Regions from separate parts of the Homo sapiens genome. Here all the other regions are linked to region 1. Evidence: chromatin loops called from intact Hi-C (ENCODE). Cell type or tissue: heart right ventricle. All regions are shown on one strand. Links, peaks and the distances in the headings refer to the core of each region. The heading gives the core; the rest is flanking DNA.

What was found. Hi-C counts contacts between places; a loop is a spot of excess contacts. Peaks named below come from ENCODE experiments on the same cell type or tissue, not always from the same donor. Only the 100,000 strongest peaks of a DNase experiment are listed, where the experiment ranks them.
Region 2: a loop joins it to region 1, with 5 times the contacts of the local background. A loop is called at or near these places in 54 of 110 quality-filtered maps.
Region 3: a loop joins it to region 1, with 3 times the contacts of the local background. A loop is called at or near these places in 64 of 110 quality-filtered maps.
Region 4: a loop joins it to region 1, with 3 times the contacts of the local background. A loop is called at or near these places in 45 of 110 quality-filtered maps.
Region 5: a loop joins it to region 1, with 17 times the contacts of the local background. A loop is called at or near these places in 106 of 110 quality-filtered maps.

The regions. Positions count from the first base shown.
Region 1 is chr22:49,927,511-49,933,410 of GRCh38, reverse strand. It overlaps CRELD2 (CRELD disulfide isomerase 2), which reads right to left. Exons shown (of 10, transcript NM_024324.5): 10 at 5,874-5,900. Among named protein-coding and RNA genes, the nearest start is that of CRELD2, 12 kb to the right of the region's middle. RefSeq lists an enhancer at 2,796-2,845 and a silencer at 3,582-3,841. In heart right ventricle, for the core only: CTCF peaks have their summits at 2,319, 3,497 and 3,702 (motif pointing left); DNase peaks (open chromatin) are centred at 2,310, 3,005, 3,423 and 3,700; H3K27ac peaks cover 1,129 bases; H3K27me3 peaks cover 516 bases.
Region 2 is chr22:49,764,075-49,770,325 of GRCh38, reverse strand. No RefSeq gene overlaps it. Among named protein-coding and RNA genes, the nearest start is that of BRD1, 61 kb to the left of the region's middle. RefSeq lists enhancers at 5,442-6,224, 6,225-6,251. In heart right ventricle, for the core only: a CTCF peak has its summit at 2,849 (motif pointing left); no DNase peak of the experiment used is centred there.
Region 3 is chr22:49,990,614-49,996,864 of GRCh38, reverse strand. It overlaps IL17REL (interleukin 17 receptor E like), which reads left to right. Exons shown (of 15, transcript NM_001371417.1): 15 at 5-5,054. The coding sequence ends at 190. Among named protein-coding and RNA genes, the nearest start is that of IL17REL, 19 kb to the left of the region's middle. In heart right ventricle, for the core only: CTCF peaks have their summits at 3,112 and 3,311; a DNase peak (open chromatin) is centred at 3,324.
Region 4 is chr22:50,207,012-50,213,262 of GRCh38, reverse strand. It overlaps SELENOO (selenoprotein O), which reads right to left. Exons shown (of 9, transcript NM_031454.2): 3 at 4,547-4,727; 4 at 2,952-3,082; 5 at 2,352-2,632. SELENOO-AS1 (SELENOO antisense RNA 1) reads left to right here and starts at 3,082. Exons shown (of 2, transcript XR_938352.3): 1 at 3,082-4,051; 2 at 4,494-6,251. RefSeq lists an enhancer at 5,223-5,787. In heart right ventricle, for the core only: CTCF peaks have their summits at 3,042 and 3,252 (motif pointing right); a DNase peak (open chromatin) is centred at 3,242.
Region 5 is chr22:50,027,082-50,033,332 of GRCh38, reverse strand. TTLL8 (tubulin tyrosine ligase like 8) reads left to right here. Exons shown (of 14, transcript NM_001350317.3): 11 at 1-131; 12 at 1,224-1,647; 13 at 2,408-2,903. Among named protein-coding and RNA genes, the nearest start is that of IL17REL, 17 kb to the right of the region's middle. RefSeq lists silencers at 3,017-3,086, 3,107-3,206. In heart right ventricle, for the core only: a CTCF peak has its summit at 2,863 (motif pointing right); DNase peaks (open chromatin) are centred at 2,552 and 2,862; H3K27me3 peaks cover 2,488 bases.

The DNA.
Region 1 (5,900 bases), core at 1,722-5,721:
GCTGTGAAGGCAGCTCTCTAATGAGTTGCAGGGCTGGAGCGGGCCCAGGGTCAGAGCTGCGTGGGGTTGTGGAGGTGGCTGATAGAACAGCATGTTCCTGGGAGAGGGACAGGCAGCCCACAAGAGACTGCTCAGCTTGTTGGAGCAAAATATATTAGGGTTGTGTGATGCGGAGGTCAAGGGTACTCGCTCCAATAAAAAGTCAGGGCCGGTCGTGGTGGCTCAAGCCTGTAATCCCAGCACTCTGCGAGGCCAAGGCAGGTGGATCACTTTGAGGTCGGGAGTTCAAGAGCAGCCTGCTCAACATAGTGAAACCCCATCTCTACTAAAAATACAACAGTTAGCTGGGCGTGGTGGCAGGTGCCTGTAATCTCAGCTACTCGGGAGGCTGAGGCAGGAGAATTGCTTAAACCTGGGAGACAGAGGTTGCAGTGACCTGAGATCACACCACCGCACTCTAGCCTGGGCAACACAGAGAGACTCTTTCTTGAAAATAGATAAATAAGGCCGGGCGTGGTGGCTCACGCCTGTAATCCCAGCACTTTAGGAAGCCGAGGTGGGCGGATCACGAGGTCAGGAGTTCAAGACCAGCCTGACCAATGTGGTGAAACCCCCATCTCTACTAAAAATACAAAAATTAGCCGGGCGTGGTGGTGCATGCCTGTAATCCCAGCTACTCGGGAGGCTGAGGCAGGAGAATCACTTGAATCCGGGAGGCAGAGGCTGCAGTGAGCCGAGATCGCGCCACTGCACTGTCAGCCTGGGCTACAGAGTGAGATTCTGTCTCAAAAATACATAAATAGGGCCGGGTGCTGTGTCTCACACCTGTAATCCCAGCACTTTGGGAGGCCGAGGCGGGTGGATCACGAGGTCAGGAGATCGAGACCATCCTGGCTAACACGGCGAGACCCCCGTCTCTACTAAAAATGCAAAAAATTAGCCGGGCGTGGTGGCAGGCGCCTGTAGTCCCAGCTACTCGGGAGGCTGAGGCAGGAGAGTAGTGTGAACCCGGGAGGTGGAGCTTGCAGTGAGCCGAGATCGCGCCACTGCACTCCAGCCTGGGTGACAGAGCCAGACTCCATCTCAAATAAATAAAAATAAATAAATAAATAAATAAATAAAAAGTCATGACGCTGCCCAGTTTCTAGACCTGAGTGGGTTTCTGACCCAGAGAAATCTCACTAAAGTGAAGGCTGAGTCCCTAAGAGGAAGATGTGCAACGCCAAGGCAAATCCACACCATGATGATTCTGGCCCCCTGCCCCCGCCCCCGCCCGCCACCACCACCAGACGGCCTGTGGCCGCCGACCTCGGTAACCAGACACAGTGCAACGGAAATACGCACACATCTTCAGAAGTGCTGGACACAGGGTTTGAGTGATGCTGGCATCTGAAGGCCTGAAGCATCCTCATGGCTCCCGTTAGAGCGAGGGGCTGACAGGAGCCAGGGAAGCAGTGGAATTCGGGCCAGGTCTGATCCACCAGCCTCGAGTCTGCACATTCATCCAGTGGGTCATTTCCCCAGTCACAGGACGGATGGAGCTGACATTCTTGATGGTAGACACCATTTCCTTGGCCATCATAATGGGTAAGTCCAGTGCAAATCTGTGACCATCCCCACCCAAAATAGTAAATCAAAACTGGGGGAAACTAGGGACACATCTAAAGATCTAAAAGAATGCAAGGATCTCCTTTTTTTTTTTTTTTTGAGACGGAGTCTCGCTCTGTCACCCAGACTGGAGTGCAGCAGAGCGATCTCGGCTCACTGCAGCCTCCGCCTCTCGAGTCCCAGTGGTTCTCTTGCCTCAGCCTCCTGAGTTGATGGGATTACAGGTGCCTGCCGCCGTGCCTGGCTAATTTTTGTATTTTTAGTAGAGATGGGGTTTTGCCATGTTCCTGGTCTGGAACTCCTGACCTCAGGTGATCCACCTACCTTGGCCTCCCAAAGTGCTAGGAATACAGTGGCGTGAGCCACCATGCCCGGCCAAGGATCTCCTTTTATTCCACCAATCTGACCACTGCAAAAGGCAGGTGGGTGGGTCCTGGAGGAGAGTGGACTGTTGCAAAAACAACCCAGCTAGATGTGGCGCCTTTGCTAGAGAAGGCTCCCCAGCCCCAGGTGTGCAGTGAGGCCACTGCTGGGTGTGCATTCTTCTCCATCTCCTGTCTGGCAGGAAGATCAGTCACACTGCCTTGGAACTCAAAACAGGAAACACTCAGTTCCTCCCCAGGGCTATGGTAACGTTCCTGCCCTCTCTCACAATAATCCAGAGACTGGCACCAGCTGAATGAATGTCCCCAGGATGTCACACTGGCCCCCTCTATCGATGGTGCTGTGCTAATGAGACCAGATGACCAAGACATGGTGAGCACACTGGGCCCTCCTGAGCGAGAAAATCCCCTCCAAAGCAGAGGACAGATAAGTGGCTGCCTCTTGCAGCCCCCGCCAGGACACACGGCACCTGGAAGGCTTCTGGGAGCTGGAACAGTATGTTCCACATTTGGGGACTCTGTTCCAACCCAATACTGGGGGACACAAAAGGACAGCTCTGAACAGGCACAGAGCAGGACCAGCTCCACCGCCGTCCAAGCCCAACTCCGGTGTCCCGGCTGCTACTTACGATCTGACTCTGCAGACCAAAGGCACGGGTGGTAAAGGAGGGGTTAAGGTCAAGTGCCTGTGGAAGACCCTCCCCAAACACAGTGCAGAGGAGGCCCATGCCATCCTCAGTGTGTGCCTGCGTCGAGGACTCCTGCTGTGGTTCTGGGCCCCTGTGGAGATGCACAGCCTGGCCATGGGATGCCCCATGGCTGTGTCTCTGCCTTGCCCGCTGGCACTGGCTATTAGACCGGCCCTGTCATGAGGTTGAGCAGGCAACGGTCATCTTCAGGGGGATGTGGTACATCCAGGACAGCAGGACGCAGCACGCATAGGTGGTCCCGGCCTGCGCGGACCCCACCCCATGATTCGTGTTCCCAGAGCAGACCCACGTTCACACCATGGCCGCCTCCCTGTCTAACATGCCTTGGCTGAGGTCCAGGCCCCTGTCCAGGGACTGCTGTGAGCATCTGTCTGCCTTGGTGGCAGCGGGAGCTGGCTTGTCCTCTGGTGGGGGCCATCCTCTGTGGCAGGGTGTCCTGTGCCCTGGCAGAAGCACTCCTCACCAGGTCGTGACAACCCACAGCACCTCCAGAGGCGGTCCCCTGTCCCCTGGAGGACACAACAGCTGCCTGTTGAGAACCGCTGGCTCACAGAACGTCTCATCCTGCGGATCCCGCCCACTGTCTGTTGCATTCGACCAAGGGACGCGTTTACAGCAAAGCCAGGGGTGGGCTTGACCAGGGGGCACTTCTAGAAGCTTCTAGCCTGACAAGGAGTGCCCTGTGGGGATGGAAGCCATCTCCAGGACCTGCGTATGTGCCAAAGCAAGATGCCGGGGTCTGGGAACCAAAGTGGAGGCCCTCTCGGCCCTGCAGACCCCAGTCCTGGCTCCCAGAGGGTGGGACTCCCCCAGGGCTATGGCAGGGTCTCTGCCTGGGCCCAGAAGGACAGCGGAGGTCCACAGTTCACCCCAACCTCCCCCTTCCAAGTTCCCCTTTTAGAAAGACGCCCCGGCAGCGCCGAGGTGTGACGGGGCAGGTGCAGCGGGCAGGGGCCGGCCGAGTCCCGGGAGCCGGGCCGAGCAGGGCGGTCCCACAGCGCCACCTGCTGGCCGCGCGCGTCCCGGTCCCCGACCCAGGCCGGGCGGCTCCGAGGGGCGGTACCTCGCGCGGCCTCGCGGTCCACCTGCTGGGCCCGGGCAGGGGTCGCGATCCGAGGCAGGGTCCGCTGTGTCCGGCGGGAGCGGGCGGGGCGCGGGCGGCGCCGCGTGGGGAGGGGCGGATCAGAGCCCCCCCAGGAGGCGGCGCTCCCGGTCCCGGCCCCAGCCCCAGCCCCAGCCCCAGCCCCGCAGGCGCCCCTCGAGCACCCGGGCAGGTGGACCCCAGCCCCGCGGTTCCAAGGACCCTGCCTGCGCCCTCGCCTCGGCCCTGCCGCAGGGTCTTGCGGGGTCGTCCCCCATTCCTGCTCAACCGCCCCCCCCAGTCCCCGTCCCCCGTGTCCCGCGGGCACCTCTCCTGGCCTGGCCCCGACCCCCCTCCGAGGACTCCCTAGCGTTCACTGGCGACAAAGTGGATATGCGCGCCCGGGGTCCTGCTCCCAACGTCCGGAACCGCGGCCCCTGTCCTGTACACCTCCCGTCCTCGACTCCCCGGGCCCAGGAGGGTCGCCGTCTCCAGCGTGGACGTGCGGGTCAGTAGTGCCAGGACGGTGCACAGCCTGGGAAGGGGGGGCCAGGGCAGGAGCAGGACAGAGGTCCCGGCTGGAAGATGGGGCGGGGGTCCCAGACCTGGCCGCGGTCCCACCTGATCAACGGCGGCTCCGCAGGTCTGAGCCGGGCAGGGACGCGCGGGACATGGGAGGCGCCTGTACCGCCGCTGTCCATGCACGTGAGGGTGCACAAGGTGGCCCTGGGCCAGCCCCTGCCTGGCTCCTCTTCTCCCCTGGGGCGTCCTCTTCCCTGGCTACGCCCTCTCTTCCTCCCCCAGGTACCCCCCAGGGACAAGGCCTGCCTTCTGGGCTTCCCGCTGGGGTCGCCTAGTTCCCACCCACCCGTGGGTGGCTCCACCCTCCCACGGGAGACTCAGGTGCTCGGCCCCCCAGGGACTCAGCTGGTGTTTCCCTACTTCTTTCCACGGCCATCCCTGTGGACTCTCCACCATGCTCTGATCCCACTTTCTGAGCCCCCCAAGGGCCCACCCAGCCCCCGCCCCTCTGGCCTCTGCCCTTGGTCTGCACCGTCAGGACCTCATCTCTAGGTGGTCCCATCAGCACATGAAGCGGAAACTGCCTGAGAGGGCTGAAGTGGACAAGAGCAGCCCCCACCTCGCCTAAGCTGAGCTGTGCCCCCTCTAGGGATTTGGGGCACCCTGGCCTAGGGTTAGAGGGAGAAAGGGAGAGGCCGTGAGGCTGCTGAGTGCAACTGACTCAGGAAGAGCCAGAGGCGAGATGCAGGGCCAGGCACCACTCAGCCTGCCCAAGTGGGCTGTGGCTGCCTCTGCGGGCCGGGGACCCACGGGGCAGAGTCCTACCACAGGGGCTCTTCCAATACCCAGGTAAGCGTGACCACCTGGGGCCCAGTGAGCATAGGTGCACTGAGATGGGGTTCGTGGGTACAGAACAGTGTGGACATGGAGGTCAGTAGTGCCAGGATGGTGCACGGCCTGGGAAGGGGGGGCCAGGGCAGGAGCAGGACAGCCACCTACCACTGGCGGCATCGGCGGGGTGGCGCGGGGAGGCGACAGGAGGGGCGGCGTGACTGAGGAGTGGGTGGTGGGGACCAGGCCAAGTGGGACTTGGGGGCTATGAGGAGCCCAGGGAGGAGGCCATGGCCCCCCGGAACGGAGCTCCCAGAGCCTGCAGCCTCTCACCCGCAGCCAGCTTTCTTCTTGCAGTGTCTTCATTCCCAGATGAGGAACGGGCAGGCCCTGCGGTTTGTGAGTGGCTGTTTCCTCCAGCGAAGCCCCCAAAGATGCTTTTCCCCTGCCTGAGGGTCCCTGCTTGTACATCCTTTGAATCACTGAAGAGGGCCCATAGGTTGGACCCCTGAAACCCACCTGGTCACGTCTTCAGGTTCTCGCCCAAGGCAGGGCCCTCCCCTCCTCCCCCAAGCGGCACGTGAGCCCTGTTCAGGGACAGCAGAGCCACCAGCCCAGGACCGGACCTGCTGCCTCTGCGGACCTCGGCAGCCCTGGTCACTCCCGGCTCTGGCAGGACAGGTGCAAACTCAGTGGTAAAGGTCCGTCCTGATTAATGAGACAAACCCACGCCCGTTCTCCTCCTGATTACCTACAATGGTCAAT
Region 2 (6,251 bases), core at 1,153-5,152, 160 kb after region 1:
AGGAGGACGGGCTGCTCGGAGAGGCTGGGATGATTCCAAAGTGTCCGTCAGTGTGTAATGCTGTGGACATTTTTGGGGGGTCCTCCTGGATAGTGTCGGAGTCCATTTTTCCGGGTCTCAAGCCCCTGCCAAGCTGCCGCCGAGCCCTGGGCTGGCCCCCGGACCACTCCTGTCCCTGGCCGGTTCTGTCACCGGCCGGGGAGTCCCTCTGGTTTGGGGAGGTTATTCCTGCCTGACTTCAGGGGAGGAGGAAACAGTCATGTGTCTGGCAGTGCGGGCAAGAAAGGGAGGGCAGAAACGTGAGGCTTAGGGAGCTGGGGGTTCAGCCAGGTGGGGAGAGCCCCTTAGTCACACGGGGAGAGGACAGGGGCTGCAGGGAGAATGCAGTGAGGAGCTGAGCCCCAGGTCCCCTTCGCTGTGGGTGGGCCCTGCCTTGGGCCACATGGGGGTGGCAGGAACCAGGGGCAGCAGGTAGGGAGTGAAGACCCTCAGTCAGACCCCCAGGAGGTCCAGCCCAAATCTGTGTTGCTCACTCCATCCCCTAGAGACCCACTCGGGCTCCAAATCCTTTGGGCCCAGGCTCTGAGCACCCAGGTTGTGCTTGGACTGCGAGCACAGGGGGTGGGAGGCCCTGCAGCCCCTTCCTACAGATGCGCCCCTCCCCTGAGGCTCTCTCAGGGTGGGGGTCCCCTCGGGTCTCGTCCCTGACCCCCCGGCCTGTCCCCATGCCCGGTCAGTGCTACCTCTGAGCCTCCTCTGTGCGCCATCACCATCTCCATCCCCACAGAGCCTCGGTCCAGCCCTGCGGTCTTGTGGACAGTGACCCCTGGCCTCACAGGCCCTGTCCTCTGGGTGCCCACTGCACTGAAGAAGTTGCTGGGGAGGAGCGAGGGGTGAGGGGCCCCACCTGATGGCCGAGCGCTCACCCCCAGGCTGGGCCGTGGCACTGAGTCCTGTGAGCATCTGGAGGAAGGGAGGTCGGTGGAGTACCACGGTGGCCCTCAGGGGCCTCCTCCCCCCTCCCCCAGTGCTCCCCCTTCTGAGGGATGGCTCTGAGAGGGACTCAGAGTGTCTTCCTGTCTACCTGGAGATGAGAGCCGGTCAGGCGGTGTCTGTGGCCGGAGCTGGAGGCTGTCAGAGTGTCTTCCTGTCCACCTGGAGATGACAGCCGGTCAGGCGGTGTCTGTGGCCAGAGCTGGAGGCTGTCATCCTGTTCCCTCTGCTGGGCTCACTTCAGGGCAGCAAGGCTTGGCTGGGCCGAAGGCCAGGCGCCGGGCAGCACAGCTGTTCCATCTCTGTGAGCTTCGAGGGCCTGTGGATGCCGGGGAGTGGGGGCTGGGAGCAATGTGCAAAGGCTGGAGGATCCCAAAAATGACCCCCACACCACAAGTAGGAGAGAAGGCCTCTGCTAGTTTACAAAAATCACATTGTTCTCATGGAAAGCAGAAGATTACGGCCAAATTCTATGCATATTTCAGTATAATGAGTGTCCAAAGTGAAGTGCCCAGAGGTCCCCCTGCCCCCCCACTCTCGGGACCTAGCCAAAGTCCCCCCTCCAGGGGGCATGGTGGGGTGCGTACTCCACTGTGTGAGTGGGGGCTTCTGGGAGCCCTGGGGCTGGGGCAGCCAGACTCAGCGACGCAGTAAGAAGCCTGGACTCCCTGGAGGGGGCCTGCACGTGAGCTTGGCCCTTGACCAGGCCGGCAACGGCTCTGCGGAGCTAGGACCCCTCCTGCGTGGATATTTCATGACATTAGCATTCACTTACAATGTCTGCTCACTGACTCTTAGTGCAGCTCTACCTCATCTCATTACAGTTTCTCCCGTTGCAAATGAAGCACATCTCTTGTTGATCTCTCGCCCCAGAGTTTTAACATCAGCTCAGCTGTGGGGACTCCCAGTCTGAAGCACCAAGACCCTCTACTTCCTCCCTGCCTCCTCTGACTCCCCACCCCATCCTGTCCTACAGGTGAGGACAGCCAGGTTCTGGGGCTCAGCAACCGGCCTCCCATGGCGCCCCCACGGGCGAGCCAGGTGGGGGGTGGGGAGTAGAGCCCAGGGTGGGTTAGCCAACCCCCACCTTGGAGGATCAATATGTGGCAAATGCACCCACACGTGGCGCCTGCTGGTTTATGGAGTTCACTTGTTATTATCACCTATAATTAAAAGCAAATGAAAAAAGAATTGAGGAGATGGCTAGTTCCAAGATGGCAGCATAGAAGCAAGCTGGCTTCACTCTTTGCCACAGAAAATCCAAAACAAATATTCAGCACCAAGATTATCTCCAGCAACATCCCAGAACTCAAATACGAGGATGAGACAGTCCCCAGGGCCACAGAGAAGTGAATAAACTCTGAGCAAGCAGTAAGAGAACTGGAATTCTATATCTATGATGTCCCTTCCCCCAGTCTACCTGCACCAAGTGTGGGCAAATCTCCCCTGACTCATGGCTTCTGCACTGGAAAAATGAGATCAAGGTGGACTACCAGCTTCCCAGTATCTTGGGCTCCCTGGCAGGAGACTTGTTCTGCTTCAACCCAAGGGAAGCATTCAGAATGCTTAAAGGAGAAATATCCCTGAGGCCAGCCAGAGACAAAGGGAAGAGGTGGGACTAGCATCTCCAGCTCTAAAAACTGCCCTGTAATGCAGCCAAAGGAGGCACCAAGTCAGGCTGTTCAGCTACATGGTAGGAGGCACAGTCCATAGGTTCCCTGGGCATGGACCGCCAGCCAGTCTTCCCACACTGCCGGGCTATCCCCTGTGGGACCTTCCCCATTTGGGACGGGAAGCCCCACTCTGATCCTTTATTGGAGCTGAGGAAAACCTGGACTTATGTTGCCCTCTAGTGCCGAAGAAGGAGGCAGCAACCTAGCAGAAAAAAAATTCAACAGGTACATGGCAAAGAGTCTCTAAGCAAACATACCCAGTAAAAACCAAAACAAGCCAGACAGAGAAGACTGGAATAAATAACTAATCCTTCAATGCAAAGACGCAGATGTGCATTCACAAGAAACAAGCAAACGGGGAACTGTGAACCACTCAAAGGGACAAAGCAAGGAACCAGTGACTAATGAGATGGCCACATGTGAGCCTCTGATCAAGAATCCAAAATAGCAGTTGTAGGGAAACTCAGCGATCTCCAAGATAACCCAGAAAATCAATTCAGAAACTTATCAGAGAATTTTAACAAAGATATTGAAATTAAAAAATCAAACAGAAATATTGGAAGTGAGAAAAACATCTGCTGAACTGGAAAATTGATAGAGGCTCTTAACAGCAGAATGGGTCAAGCAGAGGAAGGAATCAATGAGCTCAAAGACAGGCTATTGGAAAAGACACAGTCAGGGCCGGGCACGGTGGCTCATGCCTGTAATCCCAGCAGTTTGGGAGGCCGAGGTGGGTGGATCACGAGGTCAGGAGTTCAAGACCAGCCTGGCCAACATAATGAAACTCCATCTATATTAAAAATACAAAAATTAGCTGGGTGTGGTGGTGTGTGTCTGTGGTCCTGGCTATTTGGGAGGCTAAGTGGGGAGGAGCACCTGAGCCCAGGAGGTCGAGGCTGCAGGTAGCCACGATTGTACCGCTGCACTCCAGCCTGTGTGACAGAGCAAGTCCCTGTCTCTTTGTATCTATCTATCTATCTACATAGATAGATAGATAAAGAGATACACTTTACATATATAAAGATAGAAAGACTTCAAGTAAACAACCTAACAGTGCACCTCGAAGAAACTGAAAAGCAAGAATGAGCCAAACCCCAAATTAATAGAAGGAAGGAAATAATAAAGATCAGAATAGAACTAAACAAAATAGAGACTAGAAAACAATACAAAGAATCAACAAAACAAAAGGTTAGTTTTTTGAAAAGATAAACAAAATTGACCAATCTTTAATTAGACTAAAAAAAAAAAATGCATGACCTTGTAGAGGTCGGGGCCACCTGCCCACACCTGCCCGAGGAGGCTGTGCCAGCCTCCCACTCTGGCTCCTGGGGGATGCGCGGCACTCTTGCTTTGACGTCCGTTTGGCCACAGGGCTGGTCAGCGGGGCTGGAAGGCACCTGTCCAGCAGCCCGGTTGGTTTGGTTCCCGTGCCCGCTATGGACTCAGGTCCAGCTCTCTCCTGAGGGCCTGGGGTCCCCATGCACCCTGCCCTGGGTGTGCTGCTGTGGGGGTGGCTGCAGGCCCCAGGCCCACTGGGCTCCTCCCCATCCCGCTCCCATCTGACTTGGCTGACCCGGGTGGCCATTTCCTCCCAACCCTGCCTCAGGTGCAGCTGCTACAGGCCCACCTGCAGTGGGGCGGCCTCCCTCCCCACAGGGGCCACCAGCCCGGGCTCAGGTGCAGCTGCTACAGGCCCACCTGCAGTGGGGCGGCCACACTCCCCACAGGAGCCGCCAGCCCTGCCTCAGGTGCAGCTGCTACAGGCCCACCTGCAGTGGGGCGGCCTCCCTCCCCACAGGGGCTGCCAGCCCTGCCTCAGGTGCAGCTGCTACAGGCCCACCTGCAGTGGGGCGGCCTCCCTCCCCACAGGGGCTGCCAGCCCTGCCTCAGGTGCAGCTGCTACAGGCCCACCTGCAGTGGGGCGGCCTCACTCCCCGCAGGGGCTGTAAGGGAAGCCCCTGGGCGGGGCACTGTCCTTTTCTGTTTGCAGATACTGGAGGTTGGAAACGGGCCTGGGGACAGGAGGGTCAGGGCAGGCCAGGGCCAAGGGCTCGGATGATGCAGTCAGGCTGTGAGGCTGAGCCAGGGGCTCGTGGGGAGCTGGCTTCCCGGGCTTCTCCCCACCCTGGCACGAGTAGCTGGAGCCAGAACGAGGTGAGTGGTGGCTGACGGATGCTGCTGGGCCATGATAGCAGGGTCCTGGTAATTCTTGGCCCTGCGTGGGAAACACTGACATGGATAACGTGGAACCTGCACCAGGCCTGTGTCTGGCACCCGCGGTGGGGAGGTGGGGGCTTTGGGGTTCATTGCCAGGGAGGGTGACAGCAGCTGGAGAGTCGTTGTGGCCCCCAGCCCTGCAGCCCCCCAGCTCCTGCCTCTGAGAACCCAGGCATGGCCAGGAGGCAAGGTCAGAGTGGCCGAGGTGGTCCTCTCTGTCTTCCTCCCTCTCCTCCTCCTTCACTCATCCTGCAAGTGTCCTGAGCCCCAGCAGTGCCCCAGTGACTCCCGCCTGGTGGCCTGTCCCCACCTGGGTGGGGGCCTGCCAGGTAGACACAGGTCTGAGGCTGCCAGCTGGAGGCGGCTTCTCCCAGCCCCTCCATTCAGCAGGAAAAGCCAACAGTTGGGTTTGGTGTCAACCCAGGGACTGAATTTCTGGCAGGTAAGCCATTGGTTTCATGAATAAATAAGCATCATAAGAATCGGCATTCATGTCTCTACATATATATATATATATATATATATATATTTTTTTTTTTTTTTTTTTTTTTTTGAGGCGGAGTCTCGCTCCGTCGCCCAGGCTGGAGTGCAGTGGTGTGATCTTGGCTCACTGCAACCTCCGCCTCCCGGGTTCACGCCATTCTCCTGCCTCAGCCTCCCGAGTAGCTGGGACTACAGGCGCCCCCACCACGCCTGGCTAATTTTTTGGTATTTTTAGTAGAGACGGGGTTTCACCGTGTTAGCCAGGATGGTCTCGATCTCCTGACCTCGTGACCCGCCCGCCTCGGCCTCCCAAAGTGCTGGGATTACAGGCGTGAGCCACCGCGCCCGGCCATCTCTGCTTATATTTTTAATCCATGGAGAGCATTTACTCGACAACTACGTTGTAGCGAGGACGTGAGTTTAGTGAGCAAGTGCGGCTTGGCATCTGCACGTCTGCCTTGGCATCTGCACGTCTGCCTGCTCTGGCGGGGCTGTGGTGGGTGACCCGGGAGCTGGGCGGAGCTGGTGAAGGCAGAAGGCAGAGCCCGTCTCCACCCACTGCCTGGGCTGACGGCTCCTCCCAGGGCTCCCTCGGGCACCACCCATGGAGCAGCTCCGGCATCCGGCCTGTGACCCCCGAAGCTCGGCCTTCCTCGAGCTTTCCGTCGGGTTCTGTGGAGCAGCAGGTCCCCTGGGGGTTACAAATGCTTCCACACCCGGTGTGAGCAGTGGCTTCCTGCGCAGAAATCACACCATGGGACCTGTTGGCTGCGGCCTATTACAGCGGCTGTCCTTAGAGGAAGAGTAAATTCATTTTGATTTATAGATAGCAGATGCTTCAACTTTCTTCCCTGCCTCGCGTTCAGGGTTCAGCAGCTCTCTGCT
Region 3 (6,251 bases), core at 1,303-5,302, 64 kb before region 1:
GCAGGGCTGGAGGACCGATGTACACTTCTCCGTCCCCCAGCAGCTCTGCAACCTCCGCTCCAGTGGGTGCCCATCTCTCAGGGGCCGCAGGAGGCCGAGGACTAGACCTAGGCCTCCCACGGCAGGCTGGGCGTGGCGTGCACTGAACAGGAGACTGGGTGGGGGAAACGGGGAGACCATCCGGCCCTGAGTCAGGTCAGGCTTCTGCGCCAAACCCAGGTCTGTGCCCAGCACTGCCCTCCAGCCTTGCATTTCCCTCCACCACACACCGCTGGGCCTCCCGCACGCCCACCCTGGTCTCACTGTCACTGGCCTTGCCTCCTCCTCCCTGGGGGTCCACCTTCCCTGATCAGAGCTCTGGTTCCAACCGCCAGTGACTTGGGATGTCCCTTTGCCCACCAGCCACTGAGGCCCAGGCTCCCAGGACCCAGGGTACATCAGGACAGGACTCTGCCCAGTGGACAGAACTAAGCACATGTGGCCTGGGTGTGGTCAGGAGCGTGGCTCTGCCTTGGAGTCCAGGAAGGGTCAGAGCTGGCACTCCTACCTGCACCCCTCCCTGTGAGCAAAAGAGCTTGCCTAGCTTCGGGTGGGGTGAACCGCAACAGCCACAGAGGTGGGAGGGGTGGGAGGGGGTGGATAGGACAGCCTGGCACCCAGGGCCTCTGGAGACCCTTTCCAGGGAGCACCAGTGGGCCAGGCAGGGGTCTCTGGAATGTCTCCTCAGCTCAGCTGAGCCACAGCCATTTCAGGGCAGCCTGCTGCCCACAGGACATGCCCAGGGCCGTGGCAGTACCCGCAGACCTTCAGCTCCCCCTTCTCCCAGCAAGACTTTTTGGCCAAGCCTAGGTCCCCCTCCCTAGCAAAGGTCACCTCCAGCAGATCACAGACTAAAGGGGCAATGGCCACCTGCTGGTCAGGTGTCCCTGGGGCTGGCACCTGCCACTGTGGAGTGCCCATGCTATGCTGGGCAAGTCCACGGCCCCAGGGACAGGCCTGGAGGCAGCAGGAGGACCGGGCCTGGCTCAGGTGGGGGGATCTGGGGGTCATACACACTCCTCTTGGGGCCAGGGTGGGCTCCTCCTTCACTTGTCTGCTGAGCCTCCCTGCAGATGGAAGGCTGCTGTCCACAGCCACTGGCACCCCAGGACTGGGCAGCCCCCTCCCCTTCCCTCACATGTCTCAGCCTCGCACAGTGGGGGCAGGGCTGGGAGGTGGTGTCCCAGCCAGTACCACCCCTACGTCTCTCTCCAGCTGCACCCACCCACATGGGACGGCAGCCTGAGGCCAGGAATCTCCTCACGAACAAGTAGGTGCCAGGGACACATTGCTGGGGGGCAGGAGGCCAAGGCACAGCCTCGGACAGCTGAGCCAGGCCCCCCTCCGAGAGTGTGGGGTGTTCTCACCTGACTGTGGGGCCTAGGCACCTGCTGGCTGTCCTGGGGCTACAGCTCCATGGGGCCCTCAGGGGCTCTGGGTCACATAAAAGACCTTCAGCCCTGTCCTGAGTCCCCTGGGAACAGCAGGAGCTGGGTGGGCTACCCCTTCCCCGGATGGCCCAGGTGCTGGACCCCAGCCTCCCTCTCAGACAATTCATGGTCATGGCCACTGTCCCTGGCCCTGAAGACAAGGCCCTGGCAGCTGCCTGGAGCTTCCCCAGTGCTCTGGGGTGCAGGGTGCAACCCCACCCTTCCTGTAGCTGATCAGGCCCGAGGTGGTCAAGGATCACCCCAGTTTCTGCCCAGGGCACCCCACACTGGCTGGAGTCCACCTCTCCTGTCTGTGCATCCTTGGGTGCTGAGCTTCACTGGGGCACCCGCCCCACTCGGACCCCTCCAGAGGGTCTCAGCTTCCCCAGATCCCAGCCCCACTCACCCAGCAACGGTCAGTCACTTCCTGTGGTCTCAGAGGCCACCTGCCTGGGGGCCACCTGCTGGGATGTGCGGTTCTCAGACATTCCAAGTGGCACATCCAGGTCCCAGCCAGGGGTGCCCAGCAGTGGCCTGTGCAGTGGGCCATGGGGTCGGCCCTTGAAGACTTCTCGTGTGGGTCACGTAGGCTCTCCGGCTTCCCCGCTGAGCCACCCTCTGGAGCCTGGACATCGTCTCACCTGAGTGCTGTGCAGGACCACATGCCCAGCCTGTCCCAGCGGTGGTCGCACCCCATCTGCAGATGCACTCCCACCGCAGTCTGGGCCCAGGCTGCCCTCTTCCAGCTGGCCGTGGGCCGCTGGGCCTTCTTTTCCCTCCTGCAACAGAGGCTGCTATGTCCCATAGACTGGAGAGGGGGCTGCAGAGCGAGTAAGTCCCCGCCACTCAGTAAACATTGGTCCAGGGGTAGCTGTTAAAATGGAGCTTGGGCCTGGCTGGATGGTGACGGCACCAGGGACAAGTCTGGAGTGCGGGTGTCGTGGAGCCATCCCCACCAGGCTGGACCCAAGAGCACCCCAAAGGCGTGGGAGGCCGCACCCCCATGGGCATGTGGGGGGCAGGGAGCACCTTGGGACTCAGGGGAGGTGCCGGGTCTCTGGGAGTGGATTTGAGGTCAGCGTCACATGGTGTGACCAGACATCCCCATCCAAGTGTCCCCATAAAGGACCAGTGGTGGAGACACCCTGGGGATGCGGAGGTCAGGCCAGGTGAGGGGCTTTAGAAGCTGGGTTTGAGCACCAGGGGCAGGGAGGCCAGTGGGGGGCATGGACAGGGTGTCCCTCCCTAACCTGGAGATCAGGGGCATGGGGGGATGCAGGCTGCCACTCGCCCAGGTGCCCTTCCCTAACCTGGAGATCAGGGGAATGGGGGGATACAGGCTGCCACTCACCCAGGTGCCCCTCCCTAGCCTGGGGGAGGTCAGGGGCACAGTGGGGGTGGGGGGCACAGCACAAGCTGCCACTCTGCTCTCTCCATGTCTCCTCTGGAGACCCCGTCCGCCCCCAGCCAGAAAACAAGTGTCCCGGCTCAGCAGGGCAGTCCCCGCCCCAGGTTCCTGCTCCTGCCTCCTGGACCAGCCAGGGGTGCTCCCTGTGGTGCACAAAGACCCCTGCTCTGACCCAGGGCTACTCCGGGAATCCTGGCCACCGTGGAGGTGGGGCTGGGGAGGATTGGCCAGACCAGGGTCACAGAGCTGAGCTCCTGCCTGACGGGTGTGGGCTCCCTCAAGCCTTCCACAGATGGGGGAAACTGAGTCTTTTCTTCTGCAGATGGGGGAAACTGAGTCTTTGGGGACTGTTAAGAGGCTGTGTTCAGATCTCAGCTGTCCTACTGTCCCTCCCAGACAAGGGAGGAACCTGCTGGAGGACACACGCGTGCTGCCACCAGGCGGCAGTGGCTCTTAGTGCTGGTGCTGAGCCGGATCAGCCGCCCCAGCACCCAACACGGAGCGCCCACAGCCCAGTGCACCCACCGCCTCCTTGGCCAGGGACGCTGCCCTCCCTCCACCACCACCGCCGGAAACCCACCCCCACACCTGCCAGGAGAAAAGTGCTGAGGACCCCGGGCCCCAGAAAGGGGGGTGCGGTAGGGGCGGGCAGGAGCACCTGTACTGGGGTGCACAGCCCTGCTCACATCTGGGCCACAGTATAACACGGGTGAGCCTTGGACGCCCGCCTGCCTCATTCACTCATGACACACAGCTGAGCAGGCCTTGGGCCCTGGGCCCCGACCCAGCACCGGGAACAAACAACACTGGCAAAGATCCCGGGCCCTGCAGCTGGGGGACCAAGTCTGGGGCTGCCTGGCACTAAGGAGGGTCTTGGGTCAGAGTGTCAGTGCTGACACCAGGACAGTCCCAGGCAAACTGGGATCATGGAGCTGACCTTTGCATGAGAGAGACAACCAGAGCCAAGTGACATAAGTAAGCGAGGGGGCGTGGCTGGTGCCAGTGTGGGGTGAGGAATGAGGCTGGGAGCACGATGGGGAGTGTGGGGAGCTGCAATCTGAAATAGGGTGGGTCTGGGCACGGTGGCTCCCGCCTGTAATCCCAGCACTTTGGGAGACCAAGGCGGGTGGATTACTTAAGGTCAGGAGTTTGAGACCACCTGGCCAACATGGGGAAACCCCAGCTCTACTAAAAATACAAAAATTAACCAGGCATTGTGGTGGGCACCTGTAATCCCAGCTACTCAGGAGGCTGAGGCAGGAGAATCGCTTGAACCCAGAAGGCAGAGGTTGCAGTGAGCTGAGATCATGCCACTGCACTCCATCCTGGGTGACTGAATGAGACACCATCTTAAAAATAATAAACTAAAAATTAAAATGAAATAAAATAGGGTGGGGCCAGGCATGGTGTTGCACACCTGTAATCCCAGCACTTTGGGAGGCCAAGGCAGGAGGATTGTTTGAGCCTGGGGGATTGAGGCTGCAGTGAGCCATGATTGCACCACTGCACTCCAGCCTGGGTAACAGAGCAAGACCCTATTTCAATAGATATAAAATTTCAAAAATAGGGTGGTCCCTGGGAGGCTCAGACAAGGTGATGTGTGAACAGAGACTGCAGAGGCAGGGCCTTTGCATTGCCCGGCTCTAACAGGGTCCCTGACTGCCTCACGGAAGAGCAGCGAGAGTCAGCTTGTGGAGGGCAGGCAGGTGGGGAGAAGTGCAGAAGGTGAGGCCTTCGGGGTGTCCTGGCACGCAAGTGTGAATAAAAGTGACCAACGTTTTGGCCTCAGCTCCTTGTGGACAAATTTGTGTCCACAAATTTGTGGAAAAATTCTTTGTGGACAAAGGATAGACAGAACTCAAAGTCATCCGTCTGCTCACTGAGATAAATGCATATCTGATTTCTTCCTTTGGAAAGGCTAATCAGAAACTCAAAAGAATGCAACTGTTTGTCTCTTATCTGTGACCCAGAAGCCCCCTCTCCAATTTGAATTGTCCCACTTTTCCAGACAGAACCAATGTACTTCTTACATATATTGACTGATGTCTCATTTCTCCTTATAATGTATAAAACCAAGCTGTGCCCGGACCACCTCAGGCACATGTCAGGACCTCCTGAGGCTGTGTCATGGGCTCGTGTCCTCAACCTTGGCCAAATAAACTTCCTGAATTGACGGACACTTGTCTCAGGTATTTGGGGGTCACAGATACATCTTTATATATTGTATGTCCATTAACATAGATTTATAATTACTGTTTTATGAGTTGGTCTTTTGAATCATAGAAAAAAACAGGAGTTACAAACCAAAACTATCATAATCCTTGATTTTCTATTTTCCTGTGTAGTTACCTTTACTTATACGACTGCCCTCTGGTCTCCAAGGCTTCTGATGAGAAATCTGCTAAAAATCTTATTGAGGCTCCTTTGTACGAGACCAGTTGCTTCTCTCTTGCTGCTTTGTCATTGTTTTTTTGACAGTTTGACAACAGTGTTTGTCACTGTGGATCTCTGAGTTTATCTGGCTTGCAGTTTGTTGAGATTCTGGGATATGTAGATTCATTTATTTCATCAAATTTGGGGAATTTGGGGATACTATTCCTTCAAGTTTAATTTTTTCTTCCCTTTTCTATTTCTCCTCTCCTTTCGGGACTCCTGTGAGGTGTATGCTGGTACACTCGATGGTGTCCCAGATCCCTCGGGTTATTCCATTTTTCTGCATCTTTTTTCTTTCTGCTCTTCAGAGTGGATAATTCCAATCGCCTTGTCTTCAGGTTCCCTGATCCTTTCTTCTATGTGCACAAATCTGACATTGAACCCCTCGAGTGAACTCTTCACTTCTTTCTTTTCTTTTTTGAGACAGTCTCACTATGTTGCCCAGGCTGCAGTGCAGTGGCATGAATGTGACTCACTGCAGCCTTGGCTTCCTGGGCTCAAGCAATCTTCCCACCTCAGCTTCCCAAGTAGCTGGGACTATAGGCATGCACCACCACACCTGGCAAATTAAAAAAAATTTTTTTTGTAAAGACAAGGTCTCACTATGTTGCCCAGGCTGGTCTTGAATTCCTGGGGTCAGCATCCCAAAGTGCTGGCATTACAGGTGTGAGCCACCGTGCCCAGCCGAATTCTTCATTTCTGCTATTTTGCTTTTCAGCTCCATATTGTCCATTTGGTTCCCTATTATAATTTATGTATCTTATTGACATTGCCTCTTAGTTCACACCTTGTTCTTCTGCTTTTCTTTAGCTTCATGTCCATATTTCCCTTTAGCTTATTGAATATAAATACACACACACACACACACACACACACACACACACACACACACACACAGAGAGAGAGAGAAAGAGAAAGAGACTCTCCCTCTCCCTCTCTCT
Region 4 (6,251 bases), core at 1,120-5,119, 280 kb before region 1:
ATGGTGAAGCCCCATCTCTCCTAACAGTACAAAAATTAGCTAGGTGTGGTGGAGCATGCCAGTAGTCCCAGCTACTTGGGAGTCTGAAGGAGGAGAACCACTTGAGCCTGGGAGGCGGAGGTTGCAGTGAGCCAAGATCATGCCACTGCACTCCAGCTTGGGCGACAGAGTAAGACTCCGTCTAAAAACCAAAAAAACCCACAACATACCAAAATTGATGGACACAGCAAAAGCAGTGACCAGAAAGACATGCACAGTGTAAATGGCTACACTGAAGAAGATCTCCAATCAGTTACCTCAACTCACGCCTAAGGAACTGGAGAAAGAAGAGCCAAGATTAGAGGGAGACAATAGACTGAAGAAACAGGCACACGCTGCGTAACTCCACTTACACGAAGATTAGAGGGAGACAATAGACTGAAGAAACAGGCACACGCTGCGTAACTCCACTTAAACGAAGATTAGAGGGAGACAACAGACTGAAGAAACAGGCGCACGCTGCGTAACTCCACTTACACGAAGATTAGAGGGAGACAACAGACTGAAGAAACAGGCACACGCTGTGTAACTCCACTTACATGAAGGGTTTAGAGCAGTCAGGTTCACAGACTCGGAGCGGAGTGGTTGCTACCAGGGGCTGCAGGGAGGGGAATGGGGAGCTGGTAACCGGCTCACACAGGGTTTGGGTGGCGGATGTGAACAAGCTCCAGGGCTCGGCTGTACAGCACTGCTCCTGCGTCAGCTGTGATGTGCGGTGCCCTCCACAATTTAAGAGGATAGATCCATGTTGTGTTCCTACCACAATGAAATTGTAAAAAACTGCTACGAACAATTATATGCCAAAATTACCTACAAGACATGGACAAACTACCTGACACAGAAAATTCCTGGAAACATAAATTACCAAAACTGACTCAAGAAGAAAAGAAAATCTAAATTGAGGTAAGGCAAGCAAGGAGACTGATCAGTAATCAAAATTTTTCCAACAAAGAAAAGCCCAGGACCAGATGGCTTCACTGGTGATTTCTACCAAATACTCTTACGAACAAATGGCAATCCTTCTCAAACTTTGAAGGAAAAAAATGGAAGATGTGCGCATACCTCCTAACTCACTCTGAGGCCAGCACCACCTTGACATCAAAGCCAAACAGACACTAAAGAAAAAGCAGAACTCTAAGCTAGTATCCCTTACGCATACAGATGCAAAAATCCTCAAAATACTCGCAACATTCAGCATATTAAAATAATTATACAGCATATGGCTGGGTGCGGTGGCTCACGCCTATAATCCCAGTACTTTGGGCGGCTGAGGTGGGCAGATCACCTGAGGTCGGGAGTTCAAGACCAGCCTGACCAACACGGCGAAACCCTGTCTCTACTAAAAATACAAAATTAGCCGGGTGTGGTGGCGGGTGCCTGTAATCCCAGCTACTTGAGAGACTGAGGCAGGAGAATCACTTGAACCCAGGAGGTGGAGGTTGCAGTGAGCCAAGATCGTGCCACTGCACTCCAGCCTGGGCAACAAGAGTGAAACTCCGTCTCAAAAAATATTAAAAATAATAATCATATAGCATATTAAAAGGACCAAGTAAAATTTATCCCCAGAATGCAAGGAGATATGAATGAAATAATAAAACCACATGACCATCTTCATTGCAGGAAAAAGCATTTGATAAAATGCAATAGCTTTTCATGGTAAAAGCATTCTGAAAGAAAACTTCAGCATGGTAAAAGCCCACAGCTAACATCACACTCAATGGGTGAAACACTGAACACTTTTCCCCGAAGGTCAGGAACAAGAAAAGAATGCCCATCTCAGCTCCTTCTGTTCAACATACACGTCCTAGCTAGTGCAACCCAGTGAGTCACCCACACGACCCAGCAATCCTACCACCTGTACACCCCACGGAACTGAAAGCAGGGAGTCAGAGATCTCTGCATTCGCTTTCATGGCAGCACGGCACACAACACACAGTGCACCGTACGCAACAGCCAGAAGAGGAACACGTACGCCAGTATGTCGTGGATAAGCAAACTGCGGCCTGTCCACACAACGGGATGCTTCTCAGCCTTCAAATGGAATAAAATCCTGATACGGACCTGGGTGAACATTGAGGACCTTATGCTAAGTGAAATAAGCAGTCACTACAGAACAAGCACCGTATGACTCCACTCGCAGCAGGTCCTAGATTCACCAAATTCATAAAGACAGAGAGTAGAATGGGGGTGCCAGGGCTGGGGTGGGCCCAGGGAGTGACTGTGCACTTGGAACCTGGAAGCCAGAAGGTAAACCATCTCTAAGCACAACAGCACGGGAGGCGCCTTGCTGTGGGCACGGCTGGGTCACTCACCGGTCAGATGCATGGTCTCCAGGAGCTTGGACACCAGCGCCCCGTCTTCCTCCAGCTCCACCTGCACGAGGCCCAGCTTCCTGCGCATCTTCTGCAGGTAGTGCCTTTGGAACTCGGCGTCAAACTCCTCGGCCAGGATGGCCTCCCCCAGCTCCAGGGGCAGTTCCGGCTGCAGGGCCTCGGCCAGCTTCCGCAGGTTCCACCTGCACACCTCGGGCTGCTTGCTGTACGCGTAGCGGCCGGTGTTGTCGGAGGCATTGCACACGTGGTCGGGGTCGTACCTGCCACACGGGGCAAGAGAGCCACGCCCTGCCTGAGAGGAAGTTCCCGGGAGATGGTGCAGCCACCCTGGAGGGGAGGCCCAGGGGAAGGTCCCAAGTGGCCGTGGCTCTCTGGCCCTGTCCCACAGGGGTCCTGTCTCACCAGCCCCTGGCCAAGGCCTCCGGGATTGCCCTGGACTCTCTACTTCCTACATCAGCCCCCAGCCCCCTCGGCTCCCCCTCAAGCATCACGGGCCAGTGCCTGGGGGCAGCAGGTTTCATGCAGCCCGCACCCCCCAGCCCTGGGGCCTGCACTTTGCTGGGCCCCAGGGCCACTTACCTGTCCAGGAAGCCAAAGGGCCCGTAGTCGATGGTGAGCCCCAGGATGCTCATGTTGTCGGTGTTGAGCACGCCGTGGCAGAAGCCCACACACTGCCACTCGGCCACCATCCGCGCCGTGCGCCGCGTCACCTGGGGTGGGACAGTGTGCTTGCTCCCTCCTCGGGGTCCTGCCCAGACCTCCCCACTCGTGTCCATCCTTCCCCTCCCTGAAACCGGCTGTGCTTCGCTGAGTGGCTCTCACTCTGCAGTTTCTGGGCGATCTTCCTGATGTCCTGTCACCGCCTCAACCACAAGGTGGCGATGAAGAGTGCGTTGCACTCACAGCATCCACTCTTTAATATGCTCACAAAATTTGGCTTTTACCCAAACTAGAAAAATCAGGGAACCCCAGACTCAGGCCCAGTAGAGACCCCAAAGAAGCAGAGAAGGGTCAGTTCACTGAGGGGCCACACCTGCCCCAGGGCCAGGCCACTGTCCATCCTGGTGCCACCACCACCCTGCTGGCCTGGCCCCCCCCAACCAGACAGCAGTCCCCACCCAGCCCAGCACCGGTAACCTTGAGAATAGGGGCCAATCAACAGGGGGGCCAGGAGCCCCCAAGGTGCAGGGTGCACTGAGGGCCCCACCGGCCCTGCTGAACACAGGCCTGACACCACCTCTCTCCTTCAAGGCCACCGACGCTCCTGGGAGGCAGTCAGTGCCGTCTCCCTGCGTCACTGGCAGAAGACTGAGGCTCAGAGGGGCAGAGTGACCTGCCTTGACCACCCACGCATGTCTATGCCGGAGCACCAGGCTGCCCCAGCGGCTCCTCCCGGCCTTCTGCAGCCCCATCGCCCACCCACATGGAACATGGCTGGGGTGGACTGCAGGGATGGAGCTGGGGCAGGACACAGCCCTAGGAGCACCTGCCTGGCGCCAGCTTCTGCTGACGGCAGCCCAACAGCCCCCAGCCACGTGGCAAAGCGGGTCCCCACGCAGCCCTGGCTGCAGCTGCTCCAGGGGTGGCCTGAGACTTCTCAAAGAAGATGCTGTGCCCGGTCCCCCGGAACCCCTACTTGGCCTGACCCCGCTGATGCTGCAGGCCCCCAGCCCAGCCAGGTGAGGTGCCGGGTTCCCCCACCGTGTGCTGAATGCCCTGTGACAAGGACGATGCCATCAAGCCATGTGGGACGTCTGTGGTGTCCGTGGGGCGGGGACCCAGACCCCAGGTGGGCACTCAGCATCTCCCCAGTCAGGACCCGGCTGGCTGCCCTGGGCATCAAGACGTATCGACCCACGTGGGAGGTGCCCAGCCCATGGTCCTTCCACCCAAGCCAGCTCCCACCCCGCACCCCCGCCCCAAGCTGGCCCTGCAGGGATACCAGTAGGAGAGCACGCCCAGGGCCCCCAACACCACGGAGCCCAGGGGAGTTTCAGGTTTGTCCCAGGGCCCGAGCACACATGATGGGGTTTGCGGACAGGAGCGGGAGCTCAGAGAAGGGCGGGGAGGCTGGGTAAAAGCCTTTGTCCCCCGGCCAAAATGAGGGTGTCTTCAACACAGGTGGGGACACCCAGCATCCACCCGCAGGGAGGGGTGGCGTGCGGCCCACTGACCTCCCGGAAGAAGGCAGCATTTCTCTGCACGCTGTCGCTGGCATGAGCAGCCTGGATCTCGGGGTAAAAGGAGCTGATGACATAGTCGAGCAGCTGCACTCGAATGTCGTTCCTCCCCACGCTGGGGCCTGCACGCCCTGTGTGCTCATCTGCAGACTTAAAAATCTCAAAGGATCCAAACCTGGAGGGAAGACCCGAGGCGTCAACAGCCCAAACCTGACCCCAGCCCCTTGTGAAAATAAGAAAAAGGAAAAGACGTTGTTGTGGCTATTTTTTTTTTTTTTTTGAGATGGAGTCTCACTCTTGTTGTCCAGGCTGGAGTGCAGTGGCGCGATCTCGCCTCACCACAACCTCCAACTTCTGGGTTCAAGTGATTCTACTGCCTCAGCCTCCCGAGTAGCTGGGATTACAGGCACACGCCACCACGCCCAGCTAATTTTTGTATTTTTAGTAGAGACAGGGTTTCACCATGTTGGTCAGGCTGGTCTCAAACTCCTGACCTCGTGATCCACCCGCCTCGGCCTCCCAAAGTGCTGGGATTACAGGCGTGAGCCACCGCGCCTGGCCTGTTGTGGCTGCTAAATCATGCAGCCCTACAGCAGAAAGAGAACCTTGATTAAAACAAAAGCAAACAACCAACCAGAATGCACCACAGCTTTACCTGACACACAGACATATTCCACGTTTGGTCAACATCCAGCCACTGACCAGGCCCTGTCTGCACAGTCTGGGGCACGTGCCGGGCAGGCCCATGGGTGTAGAAACCACCAAGGCCCCTGCACTCCCACCCCAACCCCACGAGGAGTGTTTTCGGCAGGTCTTACACACGGAGGGGCGTGGCCTGCCTGCCACTGCGTCCTCGGGGAGGAGATGCAAAGGAGAGTCAGCTGCTATGGACACACATCTGTGAGCGCTCACCAGCAGCCGTCCCCCAGGGTGACTGCCCCCCAGGGGACATCAGGCAAGGTCTGGACACATTTTTCGTTGTCACAACTGGGGTTACTACTGGCAACCAGCGGGCCCAGGGCAGGGATGCTGTGTGCACACAGGGTGGACTTCACAACAATGCCAGCATTGCCGCTGGGCGGGGCCTCAGAGGAAGTCGTGGCCCCAGATCTTTCCCATCCCCCTGCAGGACAGGAAAAGCCAGAGGCCCACAGGCAGCCTCAGGGGTGGGCGGCTGGTGTCCCGGGCAGGACGGGGCTGCAAGACCAACAGACAACTACATTCAGGTGTTCAGGAGGAAGTGCTAGACGCCAGGTGGCAAGGTGACATCAAAAACTGATGGCTGGGGGCCGGGCGCGGTGGCTCAGGCCTATAATTCTAGCACTTTAGGAGGCCAAGATGGGTGAATCACCAGAGGTCAGGAGTTCGAGACCAGCCTGGCCAACATGGAGAAACCCTGTCTGTACTAAAAATATAAAAATTAGCTGGACGTGGTGGCGCACGTCTGTAACCCCAGCTATTTGGGGGGACTGAGGTAGGAGAATCGCTTGAACCCGGGAGGCGGAGGTTGCACTGAGCCAAGATCACGCCACTGCACTCCAGCCTGGGTGACAGAGCGATACTCTGTCTCAAAAAAAAAGAAAAGAGAACTGATAACTGATGGCTCACGTCAGACAGGAGCCAGCCTAGGACTCCAGACCAACGAGCAACTGGACCATCAGATCAGAAAGCCTGAGCAGGACACCGCGCACAGCTTGCG
Region 5 (6,251 bases), core at 1,098-5,097, 100 kb before region 1:
ATCTGTGACACCAAGTTCGACATCAGACAGTGGTTCCTCGTCACGGACTGGAACCCCCTGACCATCTGGTTCTACAAGGAGAGTTACTTGCGGTTCTCAACTCAGCGCTTCTCCCTGGACAAGCTGGACAGGTCAGTGCGGTGGGCGACCTGGACACCTCGGGCCAGGGAATGGGCTGCTGCCTGCATGCCTGGAGCAGCCGCAGTGAGAAGCAGCACGGGCAGGGCCCCCTCACTGCCACCTGCCACCACGAGAGGCACAGATGGGGAAACTGAGGCTTGGGAGGCTGATGATCTCCCCGAGGGACAGGCCCAGGCCCACCGGCCTTCAAAGCCAGCGCCCTACACCCCACGCTCTGTGCATCATCTCTGGAAAATCTTAAAAGGCACCATTTTGCCTGTGCCCAGGGGGATTGGAATGGTGTGGGCAGCACCTGGGCCCTGGCGCAGGGGAGGCGGCCTGTGGGGTGCCTGGTGGAGGCTCAGATATCCGCAAGTGTGCTGCCCAGGGTGGATGGACCCCCACCTCACCCGGGTCCCCGCGTGGGCAGGAGGGCGAGAGCCTGTGGAGTCCTCAGGAGTGTGCTGTGCACACAGCGACGCCTGCCACCCTCTGTCTGCACCAAGGCTTCCTCTGACTATTGTGTGGCCCTTGCTTGGTGTGAGGCGCTAGGGGACCTGACGGCTGGGCAGGAAGGGGGTCTGCTTTTTACGAGTGAGAATCCAGGGAGGCCTGAGAGTCACGCGACACAGACCTTGCAGGGGAGTTAACTCCGGCCCAGGCGAGCGGCTGCGGTCATGCCTGGTGGGTCATGCTCGAAGTCACACCCAGAAGAGGCCTGGGAGGAGCTGGCCAGGGGCTACGACCCTCACCTGCTCACTGCCTCTGGTCAAGTGGGCCTGGAGGGGGTCCAGGAACTCACCTGTGCAAAAGCAGCTCCCAGGCAGGGCAGTGAGAAGCCAGGGCCCCCTGCCAGCGCCCATTTCTGGGCCTCCAGCTGTGAGCTGTGCGCCTGGCCAATCCCATGGCCTCTCTGAGCCCTGTTTCTCCATCTGGGACAGTAACGCTCATCCCAGCTGGGCCCCTCCAGCAGAGGGTTGGAGTCCTCAGGGGCAGGGTTCTCTAGAGCCAGCTGGGTGGGCTCAGCACGGCTGGGAGGACCGGCCTTGGGTGCCCTCCTGGGCCAAGGGAGGCTGAGCACCTGCCCCTCGTCCCCCCTGCAGCGCCATCCACCTGTGCAACAACGCCGTCCAGAAGTACCTGAAGAATGATGTGGGCCGCAGCCCCCTGCTGCCCGCACACAACATGTGGACCAGCACCAGGTTCCAGGAGTACCTGCAGCGCCAGGGCCGTGGCGCCGTGTGGGGCAGCGTCATCTACCCGTCCATGAAGAAGGCCATCGCCCACGCCATGAAGGTGGCCCAGGACCACGTGGAGCCTCGCAAGAACAGCTTTGAGCTCTACGGGGCTGACTTCGTCCTTGGGAGGGACTTCAGGCCCTGGCTGATCGAGATCAATTCCAGCCCCACCATGCACCCGTCCACGCCGGTCACGGCCCAGCTGTGTGCACAGGTGCAGGAGGACACCATCAAGGTGGCCGTGGACCGCAGCTGTGACATCGGCAACTTCGAGCTCCTGTGGAGGCAGGTGAGCCACGCCCGCCCCTGGGGACTTTGGTGGCCGCCCGCCATGTGGATGCTTTGCCACCTGGTCACTGGGCGAGGGTGGAGCTGCAGGCCGCCAGTGCAGCGGGGTCTATGGAGGACACCGATCCTGCTCTGTGACCATGCTCGGTCCCGCTGAGGGCCCAGGCCTGCCCTGCTCTCCCATGGGGCTCAGTGCCTCGTCGGCACCGAGGAAGGGGCTACTCCAGGCGTGCGGGCGGAGCGGCCCCGCTCACTCAGGCTCAGTGCCTCTGTCCAGCTTTCCTCCCTCTTGTTCCCAGCCTCACCCAGTCCTGACTGTGGTTAGAGGTGGGGGCTCCATGCCCGCAGCCTCCAGGCCACCTATGCTGCTCCTTTGCCTTGGCCTGCAGTGCCTCCTCCACTCTGAGGATCTTTCGCGGGCCTCCCTGTGCCTGCGGATGTGCTGGAGTCATTGGGAAGCGTGGCCAATGCCTCTCTCTTGCGGCCTCTCTGTGGCTAAACTCGGGAAAAGAGCAGCTGAGTCCCTGGGTGTGGGGCCCCCCAGGCTGACCCCCAAGCCTCAGGAAGCCTTGGTTCCCCGCAGGTTCTCCAGAGCCTGGGGGCCTCCTGGGGGTCTGCGTGGGACCCCAGGTGTTCACTGTTCACTCCTGAGTCAGGTGGGGGTCTGTGCCCCGACCAGCCCCTCCTGCACAGACCCCTCCTGCAGGGACCCCCCCTATCCCGGCCACAGCCCAGCACCCCAACCTGTTCCTTCCCCACAGCCGGTGGTTGAGCCGCCCCCATTCAGCGGGTCCGACCTCTGCGTGGCGGGCGTCAGTGTGAGGAGAGCCAGGAGGCAGGTGCTGCCCGTCTGCAACCTCAAGGCCTCGGCCTCGCTGTTGGACGCGCAGCCGCTGAAGGCACGGGGCCCCTCGGCCATGCCAGACCCTGCCCAGGGACCCCCATCACCAGCTCTCCAGCGGGACTTGGGACTGAAGGAAGAGAAGGGGCTCCCCCTGGCCTTGCTGGCACCCTTAAGGGGGGCAGCCGAGAGCGGTGGAGCCGCACAGCCCACCCGCACCAAAGCTGCTGGGAAGGTGGAGCTCCCGGCCTGCCCCTGTCGCCACGTGGACAGTCAGGCCCCAAACACCGGTGTCCCCGTAGCCCAGCCCGCCAAAAGCTGGGATCCAAACCAGCTAAATGCGCACCCGCTGGAGCCTGTGCTGCGGGGCCTGAAGACAGCAGAGGGCGCGCTGCGTCCGCCGCCCGGAGGAAAAGGTAACCTGCGCCGCCGGCGGTGCGCTGTGGGCTTGGGGGCCGCCTGCTGCATCCCCAACCCTCGCCAGCAGCCGCTGCATCCTCCAGAGCGGGGCGCAGGGCAGGCTTCGGTGCTGGGGCCCGGGGTGTCCCCTGACGGAGGCGCCGGCGGGAGCCGGGGAGCGGGGTTGGGGCACCTGTCCCAGCCCGGCACGGGGGTCTCGGGGTGGGGGGCGTGGGAGTGCCGGCCAGGTGGATGGTGGGGTCCCCTCTGTAGAACCTGGCGGGTGACGCCTTTGTCCCCATACCTCTGGGGTGTGGCGCGGGTCGGAGGATTTGAGTTAGGACCTTGAACAGCGCCGTGAACAGCACCAAGCTCCCTGGCCGAGCGAGGGGCCAAAGTGACCGCGGGGCTTTGGCGTGCGGTTTTCTGAAGGCTCTGGAGGCTGAGGTGACAGGCCTGAGCCACCACGCCCGGCCCCCATCGGGCTCTTCCGAGCCTCGGCCACACGTTCAGACTTCAGGGGCTGCCACAGGCTGCTCTTGGCCTCAGAGTCGCGGAGAAGGACGTGGGGCAGGGGCGCGGCTGACCAGCAGGGCAGCATCAGCCGTTCCTCCCGCGTGGGGGTCTTCAGGACGGCGCGGTGGGGGGTCCTCGCGAGGGCGTGGTGGGGGTCTTTAGGCAGCATGACGAGAGGGTCTTGTTTTTTTTGTTTTTTTGAGACAGAGTCTTGCTCTGTTGCTGAGGCTGAAGTGCCGTGGCGCGATCTCGGCTCACTGCAGCCTCCGCCTCCCGGGTTCGCGCCATTCTCCTGCCTCAGCCTCCCGAGTAGCTGGGACCACAGGCGCCCGCCACCGCGCCCGGCTAATTTTTAGTAGAGATGGGGTTTCACCGTGTTAGTCAGGATGGTCTCCACCTCCTGACCTCGTGATCCGCCGCCTCAGCCTCCCAAGGTGCTGGGATTACAGGCGTGAGCCACCGCGCCCGGCAATAGGGGGGGTCTTTAGGACGGTGTGATGGGGTCTTTACGAGTGTGTGTGGGGTCTTCAGGATGGTGTGATGGGGTCTTTACGAGGGTGTGTGGGGGTCTTTAGGACGGTGTGATGGGGTCTTTACGAGGGTGTGTGGGGTCTTCAGGATGGTGTGATGGGGTCTTTACGAGGGTGTGTGGGGTCTTCAGGATGGTGTGATGGGGTCTTTACGAGGGTGTGTGGGGTCTTCAGGACGGTGTGATGGGGTCTTTACGAGGGTGTGTGGGGTCTTCAGGACGGTGTGATGGGGTCTTTACGAGGGTGTGTGGGGTCTTCAGGACGGTGTGATGGGGTCTTTACGAGGGTGTGTGGGGTCTTCAGGATGGTGTGATGGGGTCTTTACGAGTGTGTGTGGGGTCTTCAGGACGGTGTGATGGGGTCTTTACGAGGGTGTGTGGGGTCTTCAGGATGGTGTGATGGGGTCTTTACGAGTGTGTGTGGGGGTCTTCAGGACGGTGTGATGGGGTCTTTACGAGGGTGTGTGGGGGTCTTCAGGACGGTGTGATGGGGGTCTTTACGAGGGTATGTGGGGTCTTTAGGATGGTGTGATGGGGGTCTTTACGAGGGTATGTGGGGGTCTTTAGGACAGCGTGATGGGGGTCTTTACGAGGGTGTGTGGGGTCTTCAGGACGGTGTGATGGGGTCTTTACGAGGGTATGTGGGGGTCTTTAGGACGGTGTGATGGGGTCTTTACGAGGGTGTGTGGGGTCTTCAGGATGGTGTGATGGGGTCTTTACGAGTGTGTGTGGGGGTCTTTAGGATGGTGTGATGGGGTCTTTACGAGGGTATGTGGGGGTCTTCAGGACGGTGTGATGGGGGTCTTTACGAGGGCATGGTGGGGGTCTTTATGACGGCACGCAGGTGTTGCCGCCTCCCTGATTCCCACTGCGATTCAGGGGCTGGGACCCACTCACGGAGATGCCTCTTGCCCCACGGGAGGCGAAGTTCCTCCTGCAGCAATCCCGCGGCTATGGCCCGCAGGGCACATTCCCAGGTGTGGGGATCACTCAGGAAGGCCAGTGACGTGGCCTCCCAGACACCAATGACTCCCCAGTCCCCACGTGGTCTGCCTGCCACAGGGCAGTGTTGCCGTAAGCAATGTTGCCGACCAAAGGAGTTTATGTTCCCCTTTACCAGGTCACCAGCGGGAGGCAGCTGGAGGCTTAGCCCAGTGCCAAATTACCATGCTGAAGAGGAAAGATCTCCTCTGCCTTTGATCCTCACACACCAGCCATGCCACCAGGGTTCTCCCTCCAGACCCTCCTGCCCGGTGCTGCCAGTTCACTGGGCGGATTGCCTGCCTTCAGAGTCCCCGCAGATGACTGTTGATTCAACCTGGCATTTTGACACCACCTTACAGAGGCCTCTGTCTTTCCAGAGCTGTGACATTTCCTCACCACCCACCAGCTGCTTCCAAAGCCGACACCACGTGTCTGAGGCGCCTCTCACTTGTGGGTGCTGGCGTCCGTGCGTGAGTCAGGTTCCTGCCGCAGTTGCCACGCGTGGCAAACAACTCCAACCCGTGCGTACGAGCGTTTCGCGGTCAGGCCCTCGAGGGCACGGCCGGGAGGAGCTGGGCTTGCTTCCAGACTCCTGGCTGGGCTCAGGCCAGCTCCATGTGCCCCTCGGCCTCAGGCTAGTGCTCGCCTGGTGTGTGTTTGTTCCGTGACAGTCAGGCAACCGCACCGTTGCTCTCAGAGCCTGTGCTGCAAAAGGCCTGCGGCGACAGGGTCACCAGGCCCAGTCCGGCCAGCAGGACAGGAAGTGCGTGCTGGCCCTTGGAGCTTGTTGGCTTAAGAACAGCAAACTGCTGGGACTTTGACTGGGATCACCTTGAATCTGCAGATCTTGGGGAGAACGGACATCCTTTTTTTTTTTTTTTTTTGAGACGGAGTCTCATTCTGTTGCCCAGGCTGGAGTGCAGTGGCTCGATCTTGGCTCACTGCAACCTCCATATCCCGGGTTCAAGCAATTCTCCTGCCTCAGCCTCCTGAGTAGCTGGGACCACAGGCGCCCACCACCATGCCCAGTTAATATTTTGTATTTTAGTAGAGACAGAGTTTCACCATGTTGGCCAGGCTGGTTGGAAACTCCTAAGCTCAGGCAATCCACGCACCTTGGCCTCCCAAAGTGTTGGGATTACAGGCGTGAGCCACCACGCCCAGCAGATTTTTTTTTTTTTTGAGACGGAGTCCCGTTCTGTCTCCCAGGCTGGAGTGCAGTGGCACAATCTCAGCTCACTGCAACATCCACCTCCTGGGTTCAAGCGATTCTCCTGCCTCAGCCCCCTGAGTAGCTGGGACTACAGGCGCGCACCACCACGCCCAGCTAATTTTT